Regions from separate parts of the Homo sapiens genome. Here regions 2 and 3 are each linked to region 1. The links are chromatin contacts, found by Hi-C or POLR2A ChIA-PET in ENCODE. All regions are on one chromosome and are shown on one strand. The core of a region is the stretch at or near the end of the contact, and the rest is flanking DNA. Distances in the headings are between cores, read along the strand shown.

The links. Hi-C counts contacts between places; a loop is a spot of excess contacts on that map. ChIA-PET counts read pairs that join two places held with the same protein, here RNA polymerase II (POLR2A). Pooled maps may share reads with other maps.
Region 2: a pooled map shows a loop between it and region 1 (3-fold over the local background). The contact joins the enhancer-like site here to the promoter of DAZL in region 1. A Hi-C loop is called at or near these places in 3 of 37 single-sample maps with no recorded cell type and 10 of 50 pooled maps.
Region 3: a loop to region 1 is called in a map with no recorded cell type, with 3 times the contacts of the local background. The contact joins the promoter of PLCL2-AS1 here to the promoter of DAZL in region 1. A Hi-C loop is called at or near these places in 1 of 168 maps with a recorded cell type or tissue (right lobe of liver), 12 of 37 single-sample maps with no recorded cell type and 10 of 50 pooled maps. POLR2A ChIA-PET finds 5 or more read pairs at or near these places in 1 of 52 experiments (HCT116).

The regions. Positions count from the first base shown.
Region 1 is chr3:16,603,947-16,608,696 of GRCh38, reverse strand. DAZL (deleted in azoospermia like) reads left to right here and starts at 3,274. Exons shown (of 11, transcript NM_001351.4): 1 at 3,274-3,494. The coding sequence starts at 3,492.
Region 2 is chr3:16,903,595-16,908,163 of GRCh38, reverse strand. All of the region lies in intron 1 of PLCL2 (phospholipase C like 2), which reads right to left. Among named protein-coding and RNA genes, the nearest start is that of PLCL2, 21 kb to the right of the region's middle. Within about 2 kb of position 2,948, at least 8 of the 41 ENCODE cell types and tissues checked have a DNase peak (open chromatin) inside an H3K27ac peak, as active enhancers do.
Region 3 is chr3:17,052,017-17,056,122 of GRCh38, reverse strand. It overlaps PLCL2-AS1 (PLCL2 antisense RNA 1), which reads left to right and starts at 1,539. Exons shown (of 3, transcript NR_046640.1): 1 at 1,539-1,597. The region is part of intron 4 of PLCL2 (phospholipase C like 2); the gene reads right to left. RefSeq lists an enhancer at 1,514-1,703.

The DNA of each region.
Region 1 (4,750 bases), core at 2,025-4,524:
AGTGCCTATACAAACATAGCCTTCTTTCCAAAGCCGTAGGCTTTAGGAGCACAGAAGAACTGGCAGAGGTGTTCAAAGACACCAGCGTTTTTTTCTTCTCCCCCCATATAGGAAGCAATATAGAGATTTATTTCTGAACTGATACGAATTATGCCACTAATCTTAACACATTGAAATGGATACAGTCAGTTTTGATCTTAGATAAAATTCTTTCTATTAAGCGATTTCAAGAAAACAGCACCAACCTTTGAAAAATTCATGATCTAAAGAAAAGTAAATTATAAGAATAACTTATGAAATATAAAATACAAATAATGTTTAATCCCTTAACCAGCTAATCTTTAACAAGAAAACGGGTGAAACTGTTCAGAATTATTAAGAGCTAATACACAAATCCAGAAAGTCTTAAAACTCCTAAGCAGGAGAAATTTTTTAAAACTCCACATCTACTTACATCATTGTGAAAATTCAGAACACCAAAGAAAAATTGGTCTTAAACATCAAAAAGACTGACAGCAGATTTCTCAGTAGCAATAGAAAATAGAAGATAACAGAGTAATATGCTCAATATTCTGAGGGGGGAAAAAATACTTGTAAACCTAAAATTATATATTCAGTAGAATTATCATGAAACAGCAGGGAAAAATCAAAATATTTCAGGTGGAAAAAAACGCAAGGGTTTACCACATCACACTCTCATTCAAGGAAATTCTAAAGAATTTGCTACAGGCACAAGGAAAATGATTCAGAAGGAAGATCTGAGATATGCAAAGAAATGGTAAGCAAAATGTTGTTACATATGTGGGTGTGTCTAAAAAACGACGTCTAATTTATATGATGAAACCAGGATAGAACTAAAATAGTGAATAACTTATAAACTGAGAGAGGGGAGGGTGTGTAGAGCTAAGACATCCTAAAGGCCTTTGCATTATTCAAGAAGAAAGTAAAGCTATTTATTAGCTTTATATTTTAAGTTTACATTTTAAAATAGTAATACAAATCACTTAAAAATACGGAGTGCATTGGCTCACGCCTGTAATCCCGGCACTTTGGGTGGCTGAGGCGGGCGGATCACGAGGTCAGGAGATTGAGACCATCCTAGCTAACACGGTGAAACCCCATCTCTACTAAAAATACAAAAACAAAATTAGCCGGGCTTGGTGGCAGGCGCCTATAGTCCCAGCTACTCGGGAGACTGAGGCAGGAGAATGGCATGAACCCAGGAGGCGGGGCTTGCAGTGAGCCGAGATTGCGCCACTGCACTCCAGCCTGGGCAACAGAGCGAGACTCTGTCTCAAAATATATATATATATATAATTAATATAATATAATTAATATAATATAATTAATAATTAATATAATATAATTAATAATTAATAATTAATATAATACATATACACACACATAGAGAGAGAGAGAGAGAGAGCCAGAGCGTGAGCATTACTCCAAATAAGTTGAGGAAAAAAACTGAGAAAAAGAAAAAAAAACCACGTATACACAATGCAAAAGAAGCTGCTTCTGTTAGTTTTTGACATTTTAACTTTCTTTTTCGTATGCCATTCTTATTCAAGGTAAGTAGTATTGTATAATTTTTTATTGTGAGCTTTTCATTAAAGGGTCATTTTCTTATGAGAATCACTTTCAGCCTAGGTTGCAGAAGCATTCATTCAAGTCGGTTTTATGTTTGCTTCTGCCAGGCATTCTAGATGCCCCATGTCTAGGATCTCTTAAGGCAGGAGAGAGGGTGATGGTGTAGGAGGATCCATTTCTTGGCTTGGGGATTCCAATAATATATTATAGATTTAAACTCCAAACGTTGATGAAATGCAGGTCTAGGGTTTTGAAATTTAATCAGAGTTAAATACATATTTTCTTCATCCAGAGATGGGACAAGCCTCCTCATCTGCTCGCCATGGGTGTTTCACATTTTCCCTACTCCATCCTTTTCCTAAGGATTTTAGGGACAATGGCGTTTTGCAGAGTACTCAGTTCCAGCTCCCACCCTGAGCCCTTACCTCCTACCACTAAACATCCAGATCTCAAGTTACAGAGAGTAACAACACTTTGCCCACACCTAGGATGACCAATCCTTCTGGTTTCCTTAGGGACGTAGGAATTTCTCAGTGCTAAAATCATGTAAGTCCTGGGCAAACTAGTATGACTGGCTGCCCTACAGCCCAGCCCCCATATCCCGGGCAGGAGAAGAATCAGTTGAATAAGTCATTGCTCTGGTTTTCAGTTTATTTTTGGTACTTGGAATTTCCCTTCTTTTCTTATGGGTTTAGCTGCATATTGAAAATAAAACGTTTTATTTTAATCCCGCATTACTAGGTGTTAGTAATGAGATACTGCTCACGTTATAGAAGTCCACCGTTTTGCCAGCTCAAAAAGTAACATTTTAATGCTTTCCGTCAGTACAGAAGTGAAGTTTGTGGATAAAGGTCATAGCTACTTAGCCCTGTGTGTATAGCTAAGGTGCTGCAGTGGTTCCCGAAGTTACGTGATGGGCTCCACCAACTGGCCCACAGCTTGCTCCTGCTCTACGCCCGTATTCTGACCTTAAGAATGTTCTAGAATTCTCTAGGCAGGCCTAGCGCCTTCCTGTAAGGCCTGGAAGGTGAATTCTCCCATTAAAATGTAAGATCCCTGAGCAAACACATGTTCTGTTATTCTGTTCACTCCTGCATCTGCTGTACCTGGTAATCACAGGCACTCAGTAACTATTTCTTGAAAGAACAAACATCCTGAATGTCAAACTGGCATTTCCTCCCATCCAACCCCTTCTATCTCAAACTTGACAGAAAGGAGTGCAAGTTTCTGGCCTGTTGATGTCTCCTTCTGTTTTCCACAGACTTGCTTCGATTTATTTCTGTAGGCATTTAAAAAAGATTTTGGGGTGAGTGTGAAGCTAAAAGTGATGGCGCTAACCCTGTGCCTTAGAGAAGCCATTTGGAAACTGCAGCCTAGACACATTAGATTATCATTTTTGTAAACTATACCATACATTTCAGTATGCATACTTATTTTAGGGGTGTTTTGGGGGTGATGTGTGTGTCTGTGGGTCTATGTGAGCGCGGCGCCTTCCTGGGACTGAGGCACCGGACCTGCGCACACGCGCTGCGTACCCTACGCCCCCGCCGCGTGGGCGCCGTCGTCCCCCGCAGCCCCCCCACGCAGGGGGCGGGGCGCTGCCACCCATTGGCTGAGGCCGATACCACGCGCCCCGATACCCGGCGCAGGAGCCACCTCCCTGAGCCCCGCGGACCACGCCTCAGTCCGCCTGCGCTCCTCAGCCTGACGGTCCGCCTTTCGGGGCTCCTCAGCCTTGTCACCCGCTCTTGGTTTTCCTTTTCTCTTCATCTTTGGCTCCTTTGACCACTCGAAGCCGCGCAGCGGGTTCCAGCGGACCTCACAGCAGCCCCAGAAGTGGTGCGCCAAGCACAGCCTCTGCTCCTCCTGGAGCCGGTCGGGAACTGCTGCCTGCCGCCATCATGGTGAGTTGAGGGAGAGGCCCGAGGGGCAAGGCTGGCGGAGTCTTCACTCGTGGGTGAAACTCGGCTCTGCAGGGTCGGAAAGTGAAGTCATCCTCGGCTTTCCTGTTTGGGGGGCACCTGCCTGGACGCACCACAGCCATGGCCCACAGAGTTGGGAGAGGCGGCCTGGCAGTGGCGCGGCCTACACAGAGAGGCAGGCGCGGGACGCCAAGGGCGGCAAGGTGGGGGTGGGCCCCGAGGACGCGCTGCCTCGCCGGCCACGTGCAAGGGCCACGGCCTTCTTGAGGCACCCATTTCCCGGTTCGGGTTCTCTACTGGCAGAGGTTTGGGGTGCGGGTTCCCCACCCCCGACTGCCCCACCCCGCCCCCACTCCCACGCGCTCCCCCACTCACGCGCCTCCGCCCCTCCCCCACTCCCACGCGCCTCCGCCCCGCCAGCCTCATTTCTGGCGCGCTCTCCCCGTGGCTCCGCAAGATGGCGGCGGGCCTGCTGAGGGACTTGCCTTCTTAAACTTCGAGGGCCGGAGCTTCCTTAGGAAGTGGTTCCCTCCTGGTCCCTGTACTTGGTGGGGTGGGCGGGGTTCGTGGGGGCCTCAGCGTGGGGTGTGGGGCGTCCTGAAGGCATGGCCCTGTAGCTGAGGGGGCTGGGCCGGAAGTGCCTCTGGTCCCCTCGCGCCTGTCAGCTGCGGGGGACTTGCTGATGGCGGCTCCCTCGTGTGGCGGCGACAGAAAAGCTCGCCTGACGCCATCTTTGCCGCACGAGGTTGGTTTCAGCAGTTACCATTAAGAATTTTAGAATTTTTAAATTCTGGGTACGGTTTTTTCCCTCTCGATAAACCAGGATCCTTTGACAAAATGTCCATTTGGTAGATAGCGTTGGGTGTGCGTTTTTGTGAGTTTGGTAAATGCCTAGCGTTGCTTCAGCGCCACCACAAGATGCAGCTCTGAACACGCAGACCAACCACTGAGTCACGAACGCGCGTATTACATGCTGTGTGTGTGTCTGCATTGATAATTCTCAGTCTCTTCAGGGAGGAAATTTATACACAGTTTATATTACCATGTATAAACATTAAAATAAAAATAAACACCTATTATGTGTAATTGTGCAACATATAGTTATCCATGCTAATAAAAAGTAATCACCTTGAGTTGTAAGTAATTATTTATTATAACACTTTTCATTTTTAGAGTTAAATCCGAATTGTTTCATTGGATTATTTTTCTGATTATAAAAGTATCATATTTACTCATTT
Region 2 (4,569 bases), core at 1,699-4,198, 300 kb before region 1:
TATATAAGAGTTTATCATACTATTCTCTCTATTTGTGTCCATTTCCCATAATAAAAAGTTTAAATAGAGAGACAGAAAACCCACGAAAGGGAGGTAGGGAGTCAAACATACAATAGGAATGACAAACAGTATCAAATCAGCCCACACAGTATTTTCACTTATATTTGCTTAAACATCATCTGGAATAAAATATTGACATGAATACATATCATTGGAATAAAAAAAAATTAAAGATTCATTTAACTTGTTTTGAAATAAAACAAATTGAATACAATGAAATGAATTGATATTTATTTCTTTCGTGCAGTCATTATGAAGGCAGGTAAAGCAAACAACCAAATTCTACTTCAAGGGCACAACTCCTGAAGTAAATCTAGACTTTTGTTATGCTGTACGTTAATACCAAAAAAAAAATTGCTAATAATTATTGAAAGCTGTGCTTTACTTGCATGACTTCAATTAATTCTCTCAAAAACCCAATGAAACTAATCTCATCATTATATACATTTTAGAGATAAGGAAACTAAGGCCAATAGGTGACCCCCCAGTCTGACTCACACCAGCCAGCTTACTCCAAAGCCTAAGCCCCTAATGGAGTGCTCTGGGGAACTGGGCATCATAATGCCCTAACACCTTAGCACAGAGTTAACAAAGCAACAGCATTTGGGCAAGGAGTCCTGAATAGTGGTAGGTGCTCCAAGCATCTGACTAATAAAATGTGTGGCTGACCCAACACTGGTATCACTGGGCTGCCTTTCTGGTGGTTATGGTTTCTGTTATCTGTGCACACAAATCACAGGCTTGTCTGGTTAACATTCAGTCCTATAAAGTTGTGTTGTTCCTAGGTGATAAGCCTACCCAAGAACTAAATTCATAATCTAGCCCCTTTTGTAACAAAATGAACAAATAAGTGGCTATTTTTTTAGACTATCATGAAAAACACCGGAAAGTTTAAACTATAAACTGACAAATTTTGAGGTATAAGTTATTAGTAAAACCTCCAATCTCAAAATTTCCTTTCATGAAACAGGGCTTAAATTAAATATATAAGTAGAAAGGAGGATGATAAGACACTAAAAACTAAACGAACATGGTCAAACTCATTTTCAGATAACAGCTTGCAAAAATAATTTATCTGAGTTGCTAAAGAAAGGAAACAGGATTCAGAAGTTATAAGAATGATCTCTTAAACTCTGCAACTCAGCGGGGAAAAAACACCTTCCAAGTTACCACAGGGCCTTCCCCAAGTCTGCAACCACATGGCTGTGTTTTAGACTGGGTGGAGCACAGAGTAAACAAACAGTTTCTATTTTTAGCATGTTTTTCCTGGCCACTCTGAAATTTCCTAGTCACAAATTATTGCCTGTTATCTTTTAAAATAGATTTTTACTCAAAGAATTCATAGAAAACTTCTCAGAATCAGGAAAAGACATACAAGTTATTACATAAAACTAATTTATGAAGCTTTATTTTAGAAAATAATTTATTATGTAAAAAGTATTACATATATTCACAAAATAAACTGGAAAGAATGCTTAAAATATTTTTCATTGCAAATACACTCAGAAGAGTAAATCTTTTCAAACTCTGTAGAATATTCATTACTGATATTAATACAGTAAAATTTTAGTTTTAAAAACTGAAATTTGATTAAAATTTTGAAAATTATTATCTTTGCAAAAATTAACAATACAAGAAATCTATATCAAAAATATAAGTTCCACATTAACGAATTCAAAATTGTTTCTTTGAAATGTAAATTAATAATATGCTTAATGCCTTCTCTCAACTTTATTCAAAAATAATAGATTGAGAGTAAAAAGAACATATTCGCTTGTATATTCCACATCTTCCTTATACATTTTAGAAAAAAAATCAAGAGATGATCTGCACACCTCAGGGCCAACTTATTCACTGGGTACAACAGGCACAATGCTTACAGCCCCACAATATTTTTAGGGGCTCACACAAATGTTTTAATTTCTTTTAAAATCAGAAGGGAAAAAAGGACCTTTAGCTCAGATAAAACGTTTTAATATATAATATTAACAGATCTGACCAACACAGTCATAAAATATAATTTTCAATTTTTTTTTTTTATGGAGGAAGGAGCCTACAAAGGAAAAGGGCCTGAAAGTCATTAATGCAGTCCTGCTGCATATAAAGTCCTCCCTAGCCCAAAAGCCTCTCCAGGTGGATCTGGATTATTCTTGCCAAAGCAGAAGATGGTTAATGGTGCCCTGGCTGGGCCTGGAGAGTTATGGGCACTCATCAACACCTACTCCATTTTCAGGGCCCCTGCCTCCCTCTCAATTACCTCCCTCCAGGCTCACCAAAGATTGGGGTACACAACTAATAGGCTCCCTGTATGCTGTCGCTATTCTGAGGAGGTCTAAACAGTGAGCTAGAGCTGCTGCAACAGCAGAAGCTTGCTCTGAATCAGTTGTTTGGCTGTTTGTTTAATTTCAGATCCCTTTGAAAATTTGATGAAAACCTCTCAGAAACATATGCACATGCCTACAAAATTTTGCAATTAATTTTTTGGTATACAATTTCATCATTGGAAATTTATTTCCTTTACATAGAAAATTTTAAATTTGTGTAAATAATTATACTTCTCACTCTCATTTAAATGCAAAAATCAACTGGCTGCTTTCCAAAAAATTAAAATGAATGTAAATTGCACAGATAAAAAAGAAAGTACATTTTATACTAAAAGAAAATTTCCATTAGAAGGCTGCTATTTTGGTTTGATACAGAGGTTGAAACTGGAGCCTGGTGTTTGACAGCCAATCAGCTTTGACTTCCAGTTTTTCTTTTAAGGATAAAAGACAGAGAGGTAGTACTGAGTGGGGAATCACAGACCACTCTGCCAGGCTAGGATAGCATGTGTAAAGAAGTGTGAAAATCCCCCAAAACCTCTTCTGGTTACATCACTTGCATCACTCGCTGTGCCCACACACCCTGGGGCCTTCTGTGGCAAGGACAGCACCACTGATGCTGTCTGTGTCATGAAGGAGAGGATTCAGTCCACATTTTAATGGGACTGTCACAACAAAAATAATCCTCAAAAGCATTCTCTAGTTTCTCCTGGAGTATACAGGCTTCTGCTTGCAAAAAGACTGCCAGAGCTGTACCATTCCTGTATTAGTCTTTTCCCACGCTGCTATGAAGAAATACCTGAGACTAGATAATTCATAAAAGAAAGAGGTTTAATTGACTCACAGTTCTGCAGGGCTGGGAAGGCCTCAGGAAACTTACAATCATGGCAGAAGGGGAAGCAAACACATTCTTCTTTACATGGCAGCAGCAAGGAGAAGTACAGAGCTAAGGTGAGGGAAAGCCCCTTATAAAACCATCAGATCTCATGAGAACTCACTCACTATCATGAGAACAGCATGGAGGTAACCGCCCCCATGATTCAATTACCTCCCACCAGGTCCCTCCCATGACATGTAGGGATTACGGGAACTACAATTCAAGATGAAATTTGGGTGGGGACACAGCCAAACCATATCAATTCCTGACTGGCCAGCAGATGCACTTGGTTGTCTGCTTCCAGGCTGTGCTTCCAGGATGGCAGCTGGGTAAAAGCATTCCTACTTTTTCAGCAGCATACACATCATGTTGATGGCAAAGCCTTGAATTGAAAGACAGGCCTCATTCAAAGGGCTGAGAGCCACCAAATAAGCCAACCCACCAGTAAACTCCTCCCTGTGAAAACAGTTTTCCCTTTTTTAAAACACAAGCATTCTCTCCACACCCCCGCCACACACACATACCCCAAACCGGTTCTCTAGAAAACCAGTAAACGTAAGTGTTAACAAAATGAACTCCAAAGTTTGCTTTTTTTTTTTGTCAAGATCTCTTGAAAAGGTTAAGGAGTGAAATTCATGTTTCTGACTCTGGCCAAATTGACAACTGTGCGGGCAGTCAACGCATCAAATGTTTTTCAGGATTACTGGCCAGCAGACTTGACAAAACTAAGCAGGGATGTAGAAAGCTCCAAGTTCCCACAACACATGGGACTTTTTTCACCAAAACAGCAAAGCCAGATTAGCTACCCAACATCTAGGTGCTCCTCCTTCACAGGACTAAAGTTTTCTTACCATCACAATGTTAGAGTTCAAAGATATCCATTGCCACTGTACTTCTGAAAAAAGATCACAAAAGCTGAATTTTTTTGATAGTCTCCACATGCACATAATCAACGAAAACTAACATGTGATTGTAATGAAGAATGCCAGTGGGCTCACCCAGGTGCAGGCTGAAGGGACCTGTCTGCCAAAACCTGCTTAAGAATATTAGAAGAAATGTCAGCAACCTTGAGTGTGTATGATACCATGTTCCAGAAACTGCTTCAAACCTTTCCTTCTACACTCAGCCACAAAACCAACCTGATCATTTCCCAAAAATAAAGCTTCACAGGGTTTCTCCAGTTAGGTGTGACTTCTCCCACTTGACCATATAACACATGACTTTGCTGAACCGTTGGGGCTCTGTCCTGTCATACATCTGAGCACCCACTGCTGGGCACATCAGAACTCCTACCGATTCCACACTTTCACT
Region 3 (4,106 bases), core at 290-2,789, 450 kb before region 1:
GAGATGACCCTGAGAGTTGCTATTTAAATACAAGGGGATGCTTTCAGAGACTCCATGGGTTTACGAAGGAAGGAGGGAGGAAGATGTGACAAGAGAGCACAGTGTTGGGATTTAATCACAGAACAGGTACCCCGGGAAGGGCAAGTGTCCCCAAAACTTCCCTCCCCTTCATTTGTGGCACTGGGGAAATGTCACTGGTGAAAGCTATGTTCTATGCTGCTCTAGAAAGATAATTTTGCTGTCATTCAATCACACAGCTGGTGCATGCCTGAGTCTGAGCAGTCACTCACACTCTCCCTGTGAGAGACAGAGGAGAGAGGCTTAGGGAAAGAGCATGAACTCAGAAGAGGGCCTGCTCTGCTCTACCCTCAAAAGAGAAGTTCTCAAAACCTGAATGTGCTCACCACAATGCAAATTCCTGAGTCTCACTCCCAGATGGTCAATATTTTGGGAATGATGTAAAGAGACTGCATTTTCAACAAGCATTCCCAGGGGATTCTGATCACACGTATGAAAAATAACATTCGTGTGAAAGTTGATGTGGGAATCCTTCTTTTCTTTGCATGACTCTGTGAATATATGATGTGGGAATCTTAGAGCAGAATTAGGGTGAAGGTTACAGGGACGGTTGAGGTGTGGTGAGACAGCGGTTTCTAGAGACCAGTTGCTTATTTTGAAGTTTTTGCTCTGAATGAGTTGGCCTAGTTGTTGTCTTTGTGGTCATTTCCTCTGCCATCCCTTATCAGTGATGAAGGTCCTTAGTGAGGGAATTAAAATGAGAAAGAGGCCACTGAGGACCTTGCTACTTCTCTTCTTCCCTTGACTTCACTAATTATTAGTTAATTAATTAGTAAATGCCTAAAAGAAGATGTGGTGGTTCAATATCCAGTCTTTAAGAGAAAAGATGCTGTGGATTTCAAATGGGGCCTGGGAGTCTGATGCAGGTTTCCTGTGTCTCATCTTCAAAGTGTTAACTTTCCTCCTTGAAAGTAATGATGATGGGCTACAATTTATGTGTCCTGTAACATTGTATGGGATGACTTGTTTAATCTTTTAATCTTTTTCAGTAACTGTAATCCAGCCATTCCCAAATTGCTGTTTATGTAACTGATCTTAGTTCACTGTAATTTAGAAGGCATAGGGCCATCAGGGAATCACATAATCCACTGCCACTTAGAAGAAGGAAAATGAGGCAGAGAGGGTCAAGTGACTAAACTAAAGTCACACAGCAGGGACATGGTACAGAGGGCACCAGAACATGGGTCTCTCAATTCCCAGGAAAGAACCTTTCACTTCTGTAAAACAGAGCTGAGAAACATTCTGACATAAATGAGAACTGATACGATTTGGATCTGTGTCTCCATCCAAATCTCATGTTGAAATATAATCCCCAGTGCTGGAGGTGGGTCCTGGTGGGAGGTAATTGGATCATGGGGGTAGCATTCTCATAAATGGTTTAGCACCATCCCCCCTTGGTAGTATATAGTAAGTTCTCAAGAGATCTGGTTGTTTAAAAATGTATGGCACCTCCCCACTCTCTTTCTCCTGCTTGGGCCATGTGAAGATGACTGCTCCTGCTTTGCCTTCCACCATGACTGTAAGTTTCCTGAAGCCTCATAAAACAGAAACTGATACTGAGAAGCAGGGCATTGCTTGAAGATGTGAAAGCAGCTTTGGAACTGGTAATGGGCAAAAGTTGGAACAGTTTGGAGAGCTCAGAAAAAGACAGGAAGATGAGGGAAAGTTTGGAACTTCCTAGAGACTTGTTAAATTGTTGTGACCAAAATACTGATAGTGACATGGACAATGAAGTCCAGGCTCAGGAGGTCTCAGATGGAAATGAGGAACTTATTGGGAACTGGAGTAGAGGTCACTTTTGCTATGCTTTAGCAAAGAGCCTGGCTGCACTGTATCCCTGCTCTAGGGATCTGTGGAACCTTGAACTTGAGAGTGATGATTTAGGATATCTGGCAGAAGAAATTCCTAAGCAGCAAAGTGTTCAAGATGTAGCCTGGCTGCTTCTAACAACCTATGCTCATATGCACAGGAAGAGAAATGACCTGAAACTGGAATTTATATTTAACAGGGAAACAGAGCATAAAAGTTGGAAAAATTTGCAGCCTGGCCATGTGGTAGAAAAGAAAAGCCCATTTTCAGAGGAGGAATTCAAGCAGGCTGCAGAAATTTTATAACTAAAAGGCAAATACTAATAGTCAGGACAATGGGGAAAAGGCCTGAAAAGTATTTCAGAGACCTTCCTGACAGCCCCTCCTATCACAGACCTGAGGCCTAGGCAGGAAGAATGGTTTCATGGACCAGGTCCAGGGCCCAGCTGCTCTGTACAGCCCCTGGACACTGCTCCCTGTAGTCCCTTTCTTTTGGCTGATTTCTCCCTTTCGAAACGGGATTATTTACTCAATCCCTATATCCCCATTGTAACTTGGAAGTAAGTAACTTGTTCTGATTTTACAGGCTTATAGGTGGAAGGGACTTGCCTTGTTCAGATCAAACTTTGGACTTTTGAGTTAATGCTGGAATGAGTTAAGACTTTGGGGGATTATTGGGAAGGGATGATTGTATTTTGAAATGTGAGAAGGACATGAGATCTGGGAGGGGCCAGGGCAGAATAAATGGTTTGAATCTGTGTCTCCACCCAAATCTAATGTTGAAACATAACCCCCAGTGCTAGAGGTGGGGCCTGGTGGGAGGTGACTGAATCATGGGGCAGAGTTCTCATGAATGGTTCAACACCATCCCCCCTTTTGAGTTCTCATGAGATCTGGTTGTTTAAAAGAGCGCATCACCTCCTCCAACCCTCCTGCTCCAGCCATGTAAGATGGGCCTGCTTCTCCTTCACCTTCTGCCATGATTGTAAGTTTCCTGAGACCTACACAGAAGCTGAGAAGATGCCAGCATCATGCTTCCTGTACAGCCTGTGGAACCATGAGCCAATTAAGCATGAGCCCATTTCTTTCTAAATTACCCAGTCTCAGTTATTTCTTTATAGCAGTACGAGAACAGACTAATACAAAACAAAAAGTTATAAGGCTCTCAGGTTTCCATTTGCAAATATAATTGACCCTTCAACAACAGGGGTGTTAGGGGCATTGACTCTGCATGCAGTCAAAAATCTGCATGTAACTTTTGACTCCCCAAAAAGTTTACTAATAATAGCCTACTTTGGACCTGATGGATGCTTTACTGGTAACATAAACAGTTGATTAACACATATTTTGTATATGATATGTATTATGTACTATATTCTTACAATAAGGTAAGATAAAGAAAAGAAAACATTAAGAAAATCACGAGGAAGAGAAAATGTATTTACTATTTATCACGTGGAAGTGGATCATCACAAAGGTCTTCATCCTCATCATCTTCTAGCAGAGTAGGCTAAGGAGAAGGAAGGAGAGAAGGGGTTGGTCTTGCTGTCTCAGAGGTGGCAGAGGCAGAAGAGGTGGAGGAGGCAGAAGGAAAGGCAGGGGAGGCAGGCACACTCAGTGTAACTTTACAGCAATGCATTGCAATTTCTGTCTTTTTTGCTTTTTCACTTCTCTAAAAATGCTTCCATACAGTACCAGTACTTCTTCCACTTTTTGCTTTAGTTTCAGTGCCAGTATCATCAGGAGGATCTTTGTCATAAAAGAAGTCATAAGCAGTCTTGAATAATAGGAACCCTTCTTCCAGATTGTCTGATATCAATTTGTTTGGGGGCACTGCTTCTTCTACATATTCTTCATTGTCTGGCACTGGTTTGGAAGCACTCATCTCCGTCAAGTTATCTTCTGTTAATTCCTCTGGTGTGGTGTCCATGAGCTCTTGATTTTCTCCAAAATCCATAACCTGAGACCTTCACCCCCCCCCAATTTTTTTTTTTTTTTTTGCCATATTCACAATCTATTTCATGATTTCTTTCAGCAGCTCTGTTATAAATCGTGTGAACATCTGGACGGTTTTCTCCAGCAGGAATTTATTGTTTTGGACTCGATGACTTTCATGGATTTTTCTGTAGCAACAATGGTATCTTCAACAGGATTTTGAATCCTTCTAAACATGTATGATGTCCTCTCTATTGGGGGTTCTCTTCCACAGCATTAATAATC